Linked DNA regions of Homo sapiens: region 2 is linked to region 1. A link is an interaction called in ENCODE POLR2A ChIA-PET data of the cell type or tissue named here. Cell type or tissue: OCI-LY7. All regions are shown on one strand. Each heading gives the region's core, and the rest is flanking DNA. Links, peaks and the distances in the headings are about the cores only. Region 1 has its middle 100 kb from the start of LINC02038. Region 2 has its middle 46 kb from the start of LINC02038.

Region 1 (7,551 bases), core at 2,067-4,566:
ATAATAGCATTGCATTGTCTTGATATACCACCGTTTATTTGTCCATTCACCTATCGAGGGACATCCTGGTTGCTTCCAAGTTTTGGCAATTATGAATAAGGTTGCTCTAAACATTCATGTGCAGGTTTTTGTGTGAACATAAGTTTTCAACTCATTTGAATTCAAGAAATGCTATTCCTGGATGGTAGGGTAAAATTATATTTAGCTGTGTAAAAAAGTGCCGTATTGTCTTACAAAGTGGCTGTACCGTTTCATATTATTGCCAGTAATTAGGGACAGTTCTTGTTGCTCCACAGCCTCACCACGGTTTCCTGGTGTCGGTGTTTCTAATGGTTGTCGTTCTTATAGGTGGGTGGTGGTGTCCCTTTTTTAAAATTTGCAATTCTCTAATGATGCATGATATTGAACATCTTTTCATATGCTTATTTGCCATCTGTATATCTTCTTTGGTGAGGTGTCCATTCAGGTCGTTTGCCCATTCTTTAATTGGGCTGTTTTCTTATTGTTGAGCTTTAAAGGTTATTTGTATGTTTTGGAAAACAGTCCTCTATCAGATGTGTCTTTTGTAAATATTGTTTTCTCTGTCTGTGGATTTTTCCCCCTCATTTTCTTGATGTCTTTTACAAAGCAGAAATTTCTAATCGAACGAAGTCCACCTTTTCAATTCTTTCTTTCATGGGTTGTGCCTTTGGTGTCTAAAAAGTTATCACTAAACTCAGGACCATCTAGATTTTCTCCTATGTTATCTTCCAGGAGTTTTATAGTTTTGCATTTTACATTTAGGTCTGTAATCTATTTTGTGTTAATTTTTTGTGAAGGATGTAAAGAGTGTGCCTAGAATCATTTTTTTTAACATGTGGATGTCCAATTGTTCCAGCACGATTTGTTGAAAAGACTGTATTTTCTTTGTATTGCCGTTGGTCCTTTGTCAAAAGATGAGTTGACAATATTTATGAGGGTCTATTCCTTTTTTTTTTTTTTTTTTAAGAAGACAGGCTCCAGCCAGACTGGAGCGTAGTGGCTCTTCACAGGTGCGATTCCACTACTCATCAGCACAGGAGTTTTGACTTGTGTTTTCTGACTTCAGCCAGTTCACCCCTCCTTAGGCAACCTGGAGGTCACCATATTGATGCTGAACTTAGTGTGGACACCCAATTGGCATAGTGCACTACAGCCCGGATCTCTGGGGCTCAAGTGATCCGTGAAGATCTATTTCTGGGCTGTCTATTCTGTTTCATTGATCTATTTGTCTATTCTTCTATTCTTTTGCCAATGCCACACTGTCTCTATTACTGTAGCTTTATGCTGAGCCTTGAAACTGGGCAGTCAGTCCTCTGACTTTGTTTTCCTTCGATATTGTTGGGAAGAACTGACATCTTACAATATCGAGTCCACCTATCCGTGAATGTAAAATATCTCTCTATTTATTTAGTTGGAGTTTCGTAGTTTTCCTTCTGTATATCTTTATACATGTTGTTAGATTTATACCTAAGTATTTCATTTTGAGGTGTGCTAATATTGTATAAATGTATTTTATTTTTAACTTCAAGTTCCAATTGTTTATTGTTGGTATATAGGAATGTAATTCACTTTTTTTTGTTTGTTTGTTTTGTTTTTGTTTTTTTGTGAGACAGTCTCGCTCTTGTCACCTAGGCTGCAATGCAGTGGCACAATCTCGGCTCACTGCAACCTCTGCCTCCTGGGTTCAAGCCATTCTCCTGCCTCAGCCTCCCAAGTAACTAGGATTACAGGCGCCCGCCACCACACCCAGCTAATTTTTGTATTTTTAGTAGAGATGGGGTTTCACCATGTTGGCCAGGCTGGTCTCGAACTCCTGACCTCAGGTGATCCGCTTGCCTCGGCCTCCCAAAGTGCTGGGATTACAGGTGTGAGCCACCGTGCCCAGCCATGATTCACCTTTATATATTAATCTTGTATCCTGCAACTTCACTATAACTACTTATTAGTTCTAGGAGGTGTATTGTTTGTTTTGTCAGTTCTCTTAGATTTTCTACATGGACAATCATGTAATTTGTAAATGAAGACAGTTTTATTTCTTCCTTCCTAATCTATATGCCTTTTATTTAAAACAAACATTTGTTTTGTAATGATATCCTCATGCATTTTTTTGGGGTCTATTTTTGCTTCTTTTCTTCCTTCCTTTTTTAAAGGCCTAAATTTTAATAGGACTTTAATGGATAAATGTCAAAAAAAAAAAAAAAAACCAAAAGACCCTTAACTTCTAACATTTATTTTCAAATCTTAACACTGCATTTAAATGGTTAAAGTAACACAAATTTATATATAAACCTAATAATTAGGAAGCAATGGAAAATTCTTATTCTAAGTAAAAATCATTCTTTCCTGCAGCTCAGAACTTTCCGGCAATTTTGTTTTCTTCCTCTGAAGTACTTCTTTTTAGAAATTCCTTTAGTAAGAATCTGTTGATGGCAAAATTTCTCAGTTTTTATTTGCCTGCAAATGTCTTTATCTTAGTCTTTTTCTTCAGTGATATCTTAGTTGGGTTTATAAGTCTTGATTGACAATTATTTTTCTTTTGCACTTTGTTTTTCTGTGTTTTTCAAAACCAGCTGGGCACAGTGGCACACACCTTTAGCCCCAGATATTTGAGAGGCTGAGACAGGAGGATTACTTGAGCTCAGAAGTTTGAGGCTGTAGTGTGTTATAATCATGTCTGTGAATAGCCACTGCACTTAAGCCTGGGCAACTTAGCGAGACCTCATCTCTTAAAAAAAAAAAAGTGTGTGTGTGTGTGTGTGTGTGTGTGTGTGTGTGTATTAGATCTATCTTTGAGTTCACAAATTCTTTCTTCAACTGTGCCTAACTTCATGTTTCATTTAGGTTTTTCCTCATCTGCTTAGTTTTTAATTATAATAACTATGATTTCTCATGTTTAAAATTCTTTCTGGTTGTTTTCTACAAATGCCTGGGCCCTTTTGAGATTATTTTATTCCTTGCTCATGTATTTTGATTCCCTCTTTTATTTCTGAAAACATTTCTTTTTACTTCCTTAAAACATAATTATTTTTAATTCTGTGTTCCATAGTTCATATATATGAAGTCGCTGGGAATTTAATTCTGCTTTTTTTTTGTTTCTTCTGATTCTTATTGGTGGTGGCTGGGTTTTTCATGTGTTTAAAAATTTTGACTGTGAGCTGGGTTTTGACTGTTCAGCTGGGTTTATTCGTGGGAACCCATGAGGTCTGGGTTTTGAGTGCATCCTTACAGAGAGAATACGCATTTGCTTCTCTGCCAGGTGGCCCTGTAATGGTATAACACGAGACCATTTTTAAGTTAACTCTTCCGCTGGGGGTTTCCAGTCAACAAAAAATGTGTGAATTTAATTCCTTGTGCAGATAAGTTTCATTTTCACCTTCCTTTACCAGTGGACAGTAAATCCTTTTACTGAGACTGTAGCTTTTCAGGCTTCTTACTTTATTAGGGGTCTCAGTTCCAATTTTCCAGCTTATTCAGGCTGAATATCTAGTCTTCTGTTCCCTGCAAGGCCATTAAAACTCCAGCTTGTTTCAGCGATTGGCAGATGCTCTCAGGATAGCTTTGGTTCAGCACGAACTCCCTCTTCAGTTTGGCACCTGGTGACTTCCCTTACTTCCAGGTCAGCTCAGCTCTGAATCTAAAAGTATTCCTGTAATATTTTATCCAGAATATCTGTATGCTTTATCTCAGGAGGGCTTTTCAGGCTCTCTGGTCATTTGCCAGAAATACCATAGCACGAGTTTCTTTCTAAACGTAGTCACTTTTTCACTCATTGTTAAATGTCACCTTTATTTTGAAAGGATGGATTATGGGTATATTAAAAATATCTACTAGGTAGCATACTACTGGCAGCTACCTATCACCAAACGAATAGCAAAGTTATAATAATTTGTGGGGTTTTTTGTAAGAGAAAAATGTGTACCTAAGTTCCTTGCCATGAGATGACTTATAGAATCTTCACAGTTACTTGCCATCTCCCATTTAAAATAATTACTGAATCCAACCTAATTGGACAAATATGAACTACAATGCCCTGTAATAAGCTCAGAATGATAGAGCAGATGAGGGTTTCTCCGTCTACCTGTCTAAGTTATAGACATCTCACTGACATGTCTTGGATTATGTCTGGGCATCATCAATGTTAATAAAACTTAAATTCTATGTTTTGTAATCAAATAAAAATACATAGAAGTTCTAATATTTTATTTCCTTCATGCCAGTGGCTAATCTCATCTTGGTTGGGGTAAGTTACTTCTGGCATGTAGTGGGTGGAGGCCAGGAATTCTGGCTTAAACATCCTACAATGCGCAAGACTCCCCTCCGTGGCTGAATTGTTTTGTCAAAGATGTTGAAAATGCTCAGTTTGAGAAGCACCGAGTCAGACACGGAGGAAGTGTGGCAATTTCAGGCTCTGGTTTCACTCCTCACTGCCGCCCTTCACAGTCCTCCTGATTCAGGTGTACCACGCTATGCTTCCTTCCCCAATCGTAAATATCCTCTTCGTGTCTTTTCTTCCAGAGCTTCACACACTTCATGGGCATGGTGTGTGAATTGTTTTCCAGCTGCAGCATTTCTAACTGAATCTCTGTCTCAGAGCTAGATGGTGTCCACAGGGTTCAAGAGAAGGGCACTTTTCCTAATCATTTACTTCAGGCTGTTATTCAGATGACATCATCCTTCTAAACCAAAGAGACTAGGAGGAAAAGGGGAGGGGGCGTTTACTTTTCCTGTAAAGCAAACTCCAGGTGACTGCAATACAGTATCTCACGTGGTCACAGGCTCTGGTTCTAAGAGCAAATATGAAGGTGGATGGGAAGAGATGGAGTGGAGAGTACGGGAACGGAATCAACACAGCAGGGTGTGTTTGTGTTGGGGGGAGATTTTGAAAGTCCCATATTTGGGCTGAGGAGACCCAGATGGCACCCCTGAACCTCCATGCAGCTTGGATAAGCTGGTAAGCAAGGTCCAGGGCAGACAGGCAGGCAGGAGGCCAACGAGAGGGAAACGCAGAGCTCCCAACTCCTTCCTGCAGAGGCTTGCAGGACTGTGTGCTAGAAATTAGAGGGGGCTTTTCACCTGTCTCTGTTCACTCATGACACAAACCCTTCCTTGAGGAAAGAGTCAGAGGTCAGTGAACGTGACAAAATCACCTCCCGTCGCTGTGAGGCTGGCCCGGGACTCTGCTGGCTGAGGCTAGGTAACTTGTTCCTCTCCGTGTCTCCCGTCCTGACCTCACCCAGGCCTGAGCCCGCCTTGCATCTAGAAGCTGTCTGGCCCATTAGTGTCCTTCCACTCCACAGAAGGTTCAGACTAGAAGGCTCTTGACCTCATGTACTCCTTTGCTCTGCATTTTAAACATGAAGAAACCAAGGGCATGATAGAGCTCTTTGTTCCCATTCAAGACATCTTATTTCTGAGGGCAGGTCTCCTTGGCCTGAGGGGCTTGAGAGCAGGCACTAACCTTGACTTTAGGGGCCCTAAAAAGGAAGTGAGCTGTGTCAGAAATGTGTCTGGGGCTCACCTTGGCAATGGGAGCCATTCAGCTTGTACCTAAAGGAACAGTTAGCCCAGAGTGAAACCCAATTCTTAGTTTAAAGAAACAGACGCAGAAAGACTTCTTAAGCCTGGATCAATGTCTTTCCCCACAAGGAGTGAGAAAATAAAAACAATGTTGAATCCTCTCACGCTGCTAATAAAAAGGAGACAGGGCTCAAGTGAGGGCAGCCAGGGAGCGCAGAAGGAGGCATTTTCCATTGAACTTTTTCTGCTTATGCAATAGATCTTCATTATCTACACTGTGCTGTGGCTCTCCAGCTCCCCCAGGGAGATGCTTAATGACATAAACTGCTTAATAAGCAGTGACTGGTGCCCCGGAAGAGCCGATGGAAGAGGAAAGCGGCCTGCTCCTATCTCCTAGTGTTCTGCATTTCTCTCTCACAGCTGATTTCAGATACTGGCCAGAGGGAGATAAAGGGCAGCTGGCTTCCCAACCAGACCAGCAGCATTTGCCCTGTTGGAAGGCTGGCTTCAGGCAACATTGCCACTCACTTTCCCTCATGAGGGGAAACGCGGCCTCCATTTTTTGTGCTCTTAAGCAAGAATTTCCTACTTTGGTGCTGTCTGTCTTAGGCTCCACCCAGAAGCCTCATTCACTTTTCTGAGATAGCGTCTTGCTCTGTCACCCAGGCTAAAGCGCAGTGGCATGATTTCGGCCCACTGCAACCTCTGCCTCCTGGGTTCAAGTGATTCTCTTGCCTCAGCCTCTCGAGTAGCTGGGACTACAGGTGTGTGCCACCATGCCTGGTTAATTTTTGTATTTTTAGTAGAGATGGGGTTTCACCATGCTGGCCAGGGTGATCTCAAACTCCTGGCCTCAAGTGATCTACCCACCTCAGCCTCCCAAAGTGCTGGGATTACAGGTATGAGCCACTGTGCCTCGCCATCATTCACTTTTATTTACCAAACATGTATTGCCGGGTAATTTTCTATGTGCTTACAGGTATTCATCTACATAAGCTGGGCGCAGTGGCTCACACCTGTAATCCCAACACTTTGGAAGGCAAAGGCGGGAGGATTGCTTGAACTCAGAAGTTCAAGACCAGCCTGGACAACATAGCGAGACCCTGTCTCTACAAAAAATACACAAATTAGCTAGGCATGGTGGTGCACACTTGTAGTCTCAGCTGCTTGGGAGGCTGAGGTGGGAGGATGACTTGAGCCTAGGAATTCAAGGCTACAGTGAGCTATGTTCACGCCACTACACTCTTGCCTGGGCGACAGAGTGATGCCCTGTCTCCAAAAAGGAAAAAAAAAATGGGTCACAGAGTTAAGTTCTATTTCTAAGCTCATTTTAAAGATGAGGAAACTGAGGCACAGAGAGATCAAATCTGCCCAGCCGCAAGGAACATGGTGGCTTTCCTATACTCCTAACCTCTGTTCTGGGCCGGGCCTGGCACTATGTTTCTCTCTGCTCTCCCCTGGGCCCACTCTGCACATGCTCCTCTTTCTCCTGAAGCCCTCCCAGGCTGCTCCCCTTCCCCCGCTCTCCTTGCCACTCTCAGCCTGTATCTCAGGTTCTACTGACCTCCTCTCAGGTACATTCTCATCTACACATTTTCAGCTAGTTCACTGTCCAAGATTTTCCTCCAAGATCAAAAATCAAGAGGAGACATTTCTCTCTCAAGGCAAAATCCTGAAAAACTGTCAAGGATGATAACACAGAGATATTGTCCTAATGTCGTTTATAACATTGAAAAATTGAGAACAGCATTAGTGTTCAGTAATAAGGGATCTGTTAACAAAATAAGGAGTATCATGCAACCATTAAAAATGCATATTTCTGGAAGGCTTTAGAGAGGGAATATGTTAAGGGAGAAAATGAGACTCACATTCGATATAGCACAAGGGCGAATGGGAGGGATGTGGGGGTCTATGGGCAAGTTATCACTGACCCTATTAAGAATTGCTGTCGCTGGGTAATGATAAAAAGCAGACCACTTTTATTTGATTTTATTATTGTTTTAAAATTTGCTA
Region 2 (7,551 bases), core at 3,272-5,771, 56 kb after region 1:
GATGCTACAGAGGACTTTTCCTTGGGCTTCTCTTCATTTGAGTGCAGTCACCTGATGGGTTGTTAGTCCAGCTCATGTTTGGCTGATGTAATTTCCCAAGGCAAGGACAAGACTGACAGGCAGGAACGCCCGGGGAGGTCCTTGGGGGAGATGAACATCCTCTTTTTATCTTCAAAGCAAATGTTCAGGAAGAGAAATGGCAACACTTCCCAGAATTCAGGCTGAAGCAAAACACAGATGACATATTGGACTGGCATCTCATCCGTGAGATAGGGGGACGTGACCGTCAGGGGTCGCTGAGGAAATGAATGAGTAAATTTATCTTACAGAGGTCAGTAAATAAGGGAATGGGATGTGTAAGAAACAGCTCCTGTCTGTAAAAGGAGCAGATGGATAAATCTAGGTTTTCCAAACAGAGGGGCTCACAGTTGTGAGCTGTTGAAGAAAGGTATTTAGTTAAAACGTCTGTCTCAAGGTTATTGGTAAATAGCCAAAACTAGGGCACAAGAATTCTGGGAAAATTAGATAAGATGAATTTAGTTTCACAATGGCTAAGGGGCCGTGTATTTCTATTAGGGAAGGCTATATATGCTTCATTCAGCAGCATCTAATGATTACATTTGGAACATGCAATTGCTGTTTCTGTTTTGGGGGCTATCACAATTTAATGAAATATCTGGTCTGGATTTCTTCAGGCAGTTGGTCTCTTCAGTTTCCACAGATTTAAGATTCTATCCTCTCCCTGCTTTCTTCCAATGAAGTTGACGTACTGTGATTCCAACTGGATAAACTTAATAGTCACACATAACTTTTGACTAGAAATAGGTGGACTGTAAGTAATCATTTAGTCTTACTTTTTGAAGATCTAAAGTCATGTGGAAGCCTAAGTGGCTGTTTGAACCCAGACATCACTCCTAAAGGCATTCCTTTTCTTTATCCCGTCATTCCACAAACACTTATTAATCACCGACAGCAAGCAAGGCACAGGGAAAGGCACGGGAGGAGGGGCTCCGGGTGTGGGAAGATGGCCAAACACACGGTCCTCACACCAAGTAGTAAGTAGTCCTCACTACACAGAATCTGGTAGAGAAGTTGGAAAGTGAGTTCTTCCCAGCAACGACTAACGTTCTAACCATCACATCTCAACAAGTATTTAATGAGGTAGAAAATGCTCGCGGCAAAACTGTGGATACAATATGCTTTGAATAAGAAAATATTGGTCTCCTTCCATGACACACATGCTCCAGAAGCCCAGATGTCAGCCACAGCACTGCCCTCTCTGCTTGGAACTAACCCTTCACGAAGCCCTGGAGATGATGGTGTCCTCATGGTCCCTGACTCTGTCTGCTTCTTCGTGTCTCCCACTGCCATTTGAGGCTGAGTCACCGTCTCTCATCACTACAGCCCCCTCACTGCCCACCTGTGTCCACTCCTGCCTCTTCCACATGGCAGCCTCCTGGATCTTCCACGAAAGCAAATCTGATTTTTATGCCACGTCTCCCCACAGTGGCTTCTATTGTTCTTAAAGTTAAAACATCTTAAAGTGGACTGTGAAGCCCTGCACAACCTGGTGTCTCCCTGCCACCTGGACCCTGACCCCCTCTTTTTTTTTTTTTTTTTTTTGAGATGGAGTCTCCCTCTTCCGCCCAGGCTGGAGTGCAGTGGCACAATCTGGGCTCACAGCAACCTCCGCCTCCCAGGTTCGAGCAATTCTCCTGCCTCAGCCTCCCGAGTAGCTGGGATTACAGGTGCCCACCACCAGGCCTGACTAACTTTGTACTTTTAGTAGACACGGGGTTTCACCATGTTAGCCAGGCTGGTCTTGAACTCCTCACCTCAAGTGATCCACCCACCTCGGCCTCCCAAAATGCTGGGATTACAGGCATGAGCCACCCCGCCCGGCTGACCCTGACCCTCTTTACTCCAGCCACGCTGCTCTTCTTCCATCCCCCCATACTCACGGGGTCCCTCCTCTCGTAGGGCCTTTGTACATTCGACTCCCGCCAGCAAATCCCGTTCTTCCCCTCTTCACCTGGCTGTTGCTGACTCATCCTTTAAGTATCAAACTGCTTGTCATTCTCCTGGGAAAAATGTCCTCCACCCCTCTGTCTACATTAAATTTTCCACTTACGTGCAACTAGAGCTTCATGTGCATCTTCTTTATAGCCCTAAAGATGCTTTAACTTTAATTTTGTGTGCAGTTATTTGATTAATGTCCAGTTCTCCTATTAGACTGTGAACTCGTGAGAACAGGACAAATGACTGTGTGGTACAGTAGTGACTCTCAAGTATATTTTGACAGAATGAAGGATGATCTCATGCTTGGCCCCTAGTAGGTGTTCATTAAAGTAGCTGGATGAATATGGGAAGAAGAGAAGCAATAGTAATTAAGAAAGCTGGGTCCCAGCACTTTGGGGGCCAAGGTGGGTGGATCACCTGAGATCAGGAGTTCGAGACCAGCCTGGCCAACATGGTGAAATGCTGTCTCTACTAAAAATACAAAAATTAGCCAGGCATGGTGGTGGGCACCTGTAATCCAAGCTACACAGGAGGCTGAGGCAGGAGAATCACTTAAACCCAGGAGGCGGAAGTTGTAGTGAGTCAAGATCATGCTACTGCACTCTAGCCTGGGTGACAACGTGAGACTTCGTCTCAAAGAAAAAAATAAATTAGCCAGGTATGGTGGTGCATGCCTGTAGTCCCAGCTACTCAGGAGGCTGAGGGACAAGAATCGCTTGAACTTGGGAGGTGGAGGTTGCAGTGAGCTGAGATCATGCCACTGAACTCCAGTCTGGGTGACAGATTGAGACTTGGTCTCAAAACAGCAACAAGAAGAAAGCTGGGTCCTAGTCCCTGATGCTCTGCTGACTTGCTCAGTGGCCTGTCCTTCTCCAAGCATCAGGGCCTCCTACCCAGCATGCAGGGGTGAGCCACTCTGCTGCCCACCAGGGGTCTGAAGGACCTGAAGTTGAATCCTAGCTCCCACTGTCTGGATGTATGATTTTGAGCCTATTTTACTTCTGTGAAAAATTCTTATGTTTAAAGTCTCTCCAAGTCCTAAAAGTTGAGAAATCTGTGAGGGCCTGCACTATACCAGTAGCAGCAAGAATGGAGAGGAGATGGATAAAAGAGAGATTTCACATTAAGTGATGAAGTAAACCAGTGGTTCTTAAAGCAGGATCCCAGACCAGCAGCATGAACATCACCTGGGAACTTGCTGGAAATGTGAAGTCCACAGCCCCACCCCAGATCTACCGAGTTAGAAACTATGAGGATGGGTCCCAGGGGAAAAAAAAAAAATTAGCCGGGCATGGTGGTGTGCACCTGTAGTCCCAGCTACTTGGGAGGCTGAGGTAGGGGAATTACATGAACCTGGGAGGTGGAGGTTGCAGTGAGCCGAGATCAGCCTGGCGACAGATCGAGAATCTGTCTCAAAAAAAAAAAAAAAAAAACCCCTCCAGTAGGTTCTGAGGCATGCTCTCAAGTTTGAGAACCACTAGGTTGGAGGCTGAGGGTGAGGAAGAAGGAAATGTTGAGGGCAGAGGAGGAAATGTAGCCATCTGGCACTCTGAGAGCTTGACTTGCCTGTCTCCTAATAGTATTGACTCCCTGACTTGTAGGAGCTGTCTGTAGGGCACAGGAGGTTCGGGGTAGGGATTTTATGTAGGTCATCTACAGACAGAAAACTCACTTTTACGAGGGATATATAGGAAGTTATAATCAGGGAGAAACTCACCTCCTGATTTCATGAGATGTCCCAACACAGCATGAAACAGGACAAGGCCCTGGGAAACGGGACCATCTCATGCACCTGTGTCCTGAAACATCTGGCAATCCTAGACACAGGGAGAGTCAAACAGCACTGAAGAGACTTCACTACTTCCTTTCCCCGGAAACATCCGGGGCCTGAGTGATCCATTTGTGCCTGAGCGATCCCTCTCCTAATAAGGACTCCAATAGGCACTGTACAATTCCCAGGAATGCTTTCTATTCTTGCCAAATAATCAAAACACTGAGGAGGTAGAACCTGGAGGGGGTGTCCAAACACAAACCCACCCATGTCACCACAAAGTTTCGCACAATAAACCCAACATCTGGTTTCTTGTCTGTGTGATTACCACTGGGATGCTGTGGAGACCAGGGACCCATTGTTGTAAATCCACAGAACTTGGAACCCAATCAACTCTTTCCTCACACTGTGCTGATGTATTTTGTGCATGTTTTGGCCATATTATTTTTCTGTTTGCTTGTTTTAATCAATATGGTACACACACACACACACACACACACACACACACACACACACGTATGTTGACAACCATTATCTTTATTTTTTAAATATTCTTTTGTAGCTGCCAAAGTTTTTTTCAAGGAATACCTGTCATCATTGTCAAAAGTATTTAAAAGCTAGTGTTCAATGGGAGGGATTCTCTGGAAGATGAGGCTAGAGGAATATGTTCATTTATTTGCTCATATAAAATATATTTATTGAGTACCTATTATGTCTCAGTCACTGTTCTAGGCACTGGGAGACAGCAGTGAATAACATAAAGAAGTTCAAGCCCTCATGGATCTTATAGCCCGCTGGGGAAGACAAACTATAAGTGTCATTAGATAAGCAAACAGGATATCAGACTGTTATACGTGCTGTTAAAAAAAAATGAAGCAAAAACAGAGGGTAGGGAGGGTCAGAGCAGAAGGGACTATTTTATTTTGGGTAGTCAGGGAAGACCTCCGTGCTAAGGAATCTAAAAGAAACAAGAGAATGGGCCCTGCAGACATGAGGGCACTCCAGGCAGAGGGAAGGGCAGGTGCAAAAGCCCTGAGATAGGAACTTGCCTCCAGTATGCAAGGCCCAGTGTGGCTGAGTGGAAGAGGCACTGGAGCAAAGAGTAGAGATGAGTTGAGGGAGACAGAGAAGGTCCAGCTATCACAGGGCCTTGTAGGCCACTATAATGAATGGTGCTTTTACTCTGAGCAAGGTGGTAATTACAGATTTTGGACACAGGGGTTATATGGTCTGACTTCCGAGTTCTAACAGCAGCATTCTGGCTGCTATTTGAAAATAATAGTAGCCGGGCGCAGTGGCTCATGCCTGTAATCTCAGCACTTTGGGAGGCCAAGGCAGGTGGATCACAAGGTCAAGAGTTCGAGACCAGCCTGGCCAAAATGGTGAAACCCCGTCTCTACTAAAAATACAAAATTTAGCCAGGCATGGTGCCAGGCACCTGTAATCCCAGCTACTTGGGAGGCTGATGCAAGAGAATCGCTTGAATCCGAGAGATAGAGGTTGCAGTGAATCGAGATCGCACCACTGCACTCTAGCCTGGGTGGCAGAGCAAGACTCTGTCTCAAAAAAAAAAAAAAAAAAAAAAAAAGAAAGAAAAGAAAGAAAAGAAAGAAAAAGAAAATAGTAGCAGAGCAGGGGAGAAACCAGCAGAGCAGGGGAGAAACCAGCAAGCCTGGTCAGGAGGCTTGGCAATAATCCGGATGAGAGATCAGGAGGTTTGCTTAGGGTGATAGCCGTAGAAGTGGTAAGCAGTAAGAACTCCAAGTCTCTTCCAAAGTTAGAGACAACAGGATTTGCTGGTGGATTGGATGTGGGACAGAGAGAAAAGGTACAGCCAACCAATAAAAGCTATCAAGTTTTTGTTTTTTGCAACTGGATGAATGGAACTGTCTTTTAGCTAAGACAGGAAGGACTCTGGAGATAGGGAGGATGCATTGGGAGCTCAGTTTAGAGAATTTCAATTTGAGAAGTCAGTAACACATACTGAGGATAGAATTTAGAGAGATGTACTAATAAATGTGTAGTTTAACCCAAAGACAACCTAGAAATACAATTTCCAGTGAAGCTGGGAAAGGTATACTGCAGGAGAGGAAATTACAGGCAGAAGACACACTGGGAAACCATGGCCCTAGAACTGACGAGGAGGCCTCAGCATGATGTGACTGAGGTCAAGGCTGAGAGATGAAGCTAAGCCATGTTCTCCAGCAGGTCACGAAGATTGGCAACCCATTACAACACACACTGTGAAATAAATTCCCACGTTCTAGCCAATGGCCCCCTTCTAAAATCATGGCCAGGACATCAAAACTGCAGGGTCACGGAGGAACTGAGGCCGTTATTTCAAGTTCTGACCATGGGTAAAACACAAGACTTTGCTGATTTGAATATTAATCGATAACACTCCAGCTTCAGTTTAAATACAACTTGGGCCTCTGCATAAGTAAAAACTGAGCAGAGTTTTGCTCTTACCATGCTGTGATCCTGCCGTTATCTTCATCTGGCAGGGACTTCCTCTCCTGTTAAAACTTTTAAGCATTCCTTCTGTGCCGTATCTGTTACACAGAGCAATACATAATGGACTAGACAGGATTATTGGCCCAAATGACAAAACCAGATGTGATATGGAAGTTTTTTTCCTATAACCACACATACATCTTTGGCCTCACACAGCTGTTCATTGTAAATAGGAAGATTCACACAATGGGCGAGATGGGGTGCAAAACCCACCATCCACATTCCTTTAGGGGTAGGAAGTGGAGAAGGGGCATTCCTCAGGTCTTGTCTCCTGGCCCCAGCAGGTGTGAGCTGTTGCCTACAGGATGTGATCTGCAGATTGTGAAGGGGCCACCTTCTAGAGGACAGCATGGTAGCAAAAACCTCTTGGGATGGGAACCTGGGCCCCAGTGCTGCCGTTTCATGTCCCGAGATTTGGGACAAGTCGTGTCAGCACTCCAAGCCTCAGTGTGCTTCATCCATGCAGTGGGGATGAGAGAGTCCTTGTCCTAAAAATGTCTTTCTCAGGTTTTTAAAGTTAGGATTATGTTGGCCTCATAAAATGAGATGGGAAATGGTCATTTCTTTTCTTTTTTTCTGAGAGCTTCTGTAAAATGGGTCTATAAGTATGTGATAGAAGTCACCAGTGAGACCATCTGGGTCTGAAGCTTTCTTTGTGGGAATGTTTTTGAATAAGATGATGAATTGAAATTTTTGAATAGAAATTGGGCTGCTTAGATTTTCTGTTTCTTGTTGAGTCAGCATTGGTAAGTTATGTTTTTTGAGACATATGTTCCTTGAAATAAATTATTGACTTTGTTGACAGAGTTCATAGTATTCTTTTATTATCCTTTTAGTGTCTGTAGGATCTATAGGATATCCCTTCTTTCATCCTTGAAATAAGTCATTTATGTTTACTTTATTTTTTTCTTGATTAATTCATAAGGATTTGTAAAGTTTATTAATCTTGTCAAAGAATAAAGCGTGGCTTTGCCAATTGTTTCTATTTGGAGTATGGTTTTTATTTCATTGCTTTCTGGTCTTTCATTTATTTCTTTTTTCTTATGTTCATACTTTTTTTCTCCGTTTTAGATTTAATGTGTTATTTTTCCAGCTTTCTAAGGTAGATACTTAGATCATTGATTTTAAACCTTTCTTCTTTTTAATATAAGCATTTAAGCTATAAATTACCATCTAAGCAATGCTTTAGTTGCATACCATACATTTTGGTATGTTGTATATTCATTATCAGTCAGTTTAAAATATTT

The links. Peaks named below come from ENCODE experiments on the same cell type or tissue, not always from the same donor. Only the 100,000 strongest peaks of a DNase experiment are listed, where the experiment ranks them.
Region 2: POLR2A ChIA-PET joins it to region 1 with 24 read pairs; 2 of 35 experiments call an interaction of 5 or more read pairs at or near these places.

The regions. Positions count from the first base shown.
Region 1 is chr3:193,739,486-193,747,036 of GRCh38, forward strand. It overlaps the pseudogene RN7SL447P. Among named protein-coding and RNA genes, the nearest start is that of LINC02038, 100 kb to the right of the region's middle. RefSeq lists enhancers at 3,225-3,274, 3,295-3,344, 3,395-3,444. In OCI-LY7, for the core only: no CTCF peak of the experiment used is centred there; DNase peaks (open chromatin) are centred at 3,276 and 4,436; H3K4me3 peaks cover 1,574 bases; H3K27ac peaks cover 2,109 bases.
Region 2 is chr3:193,794,256-193,801,806 of GRCh38, forward strand. No RefSeq gene overlaps it. Among named protein-coding and RNA genes, the nearest start is that of LINC02038, 46 kb to the right of the region's middle. RefSeq lists an enhancer at 1,353-1,854. In OCI-LY7, for the core only: no CTCF peak of the experiment used is centred there; no DNase peak of the experiment used is centred there.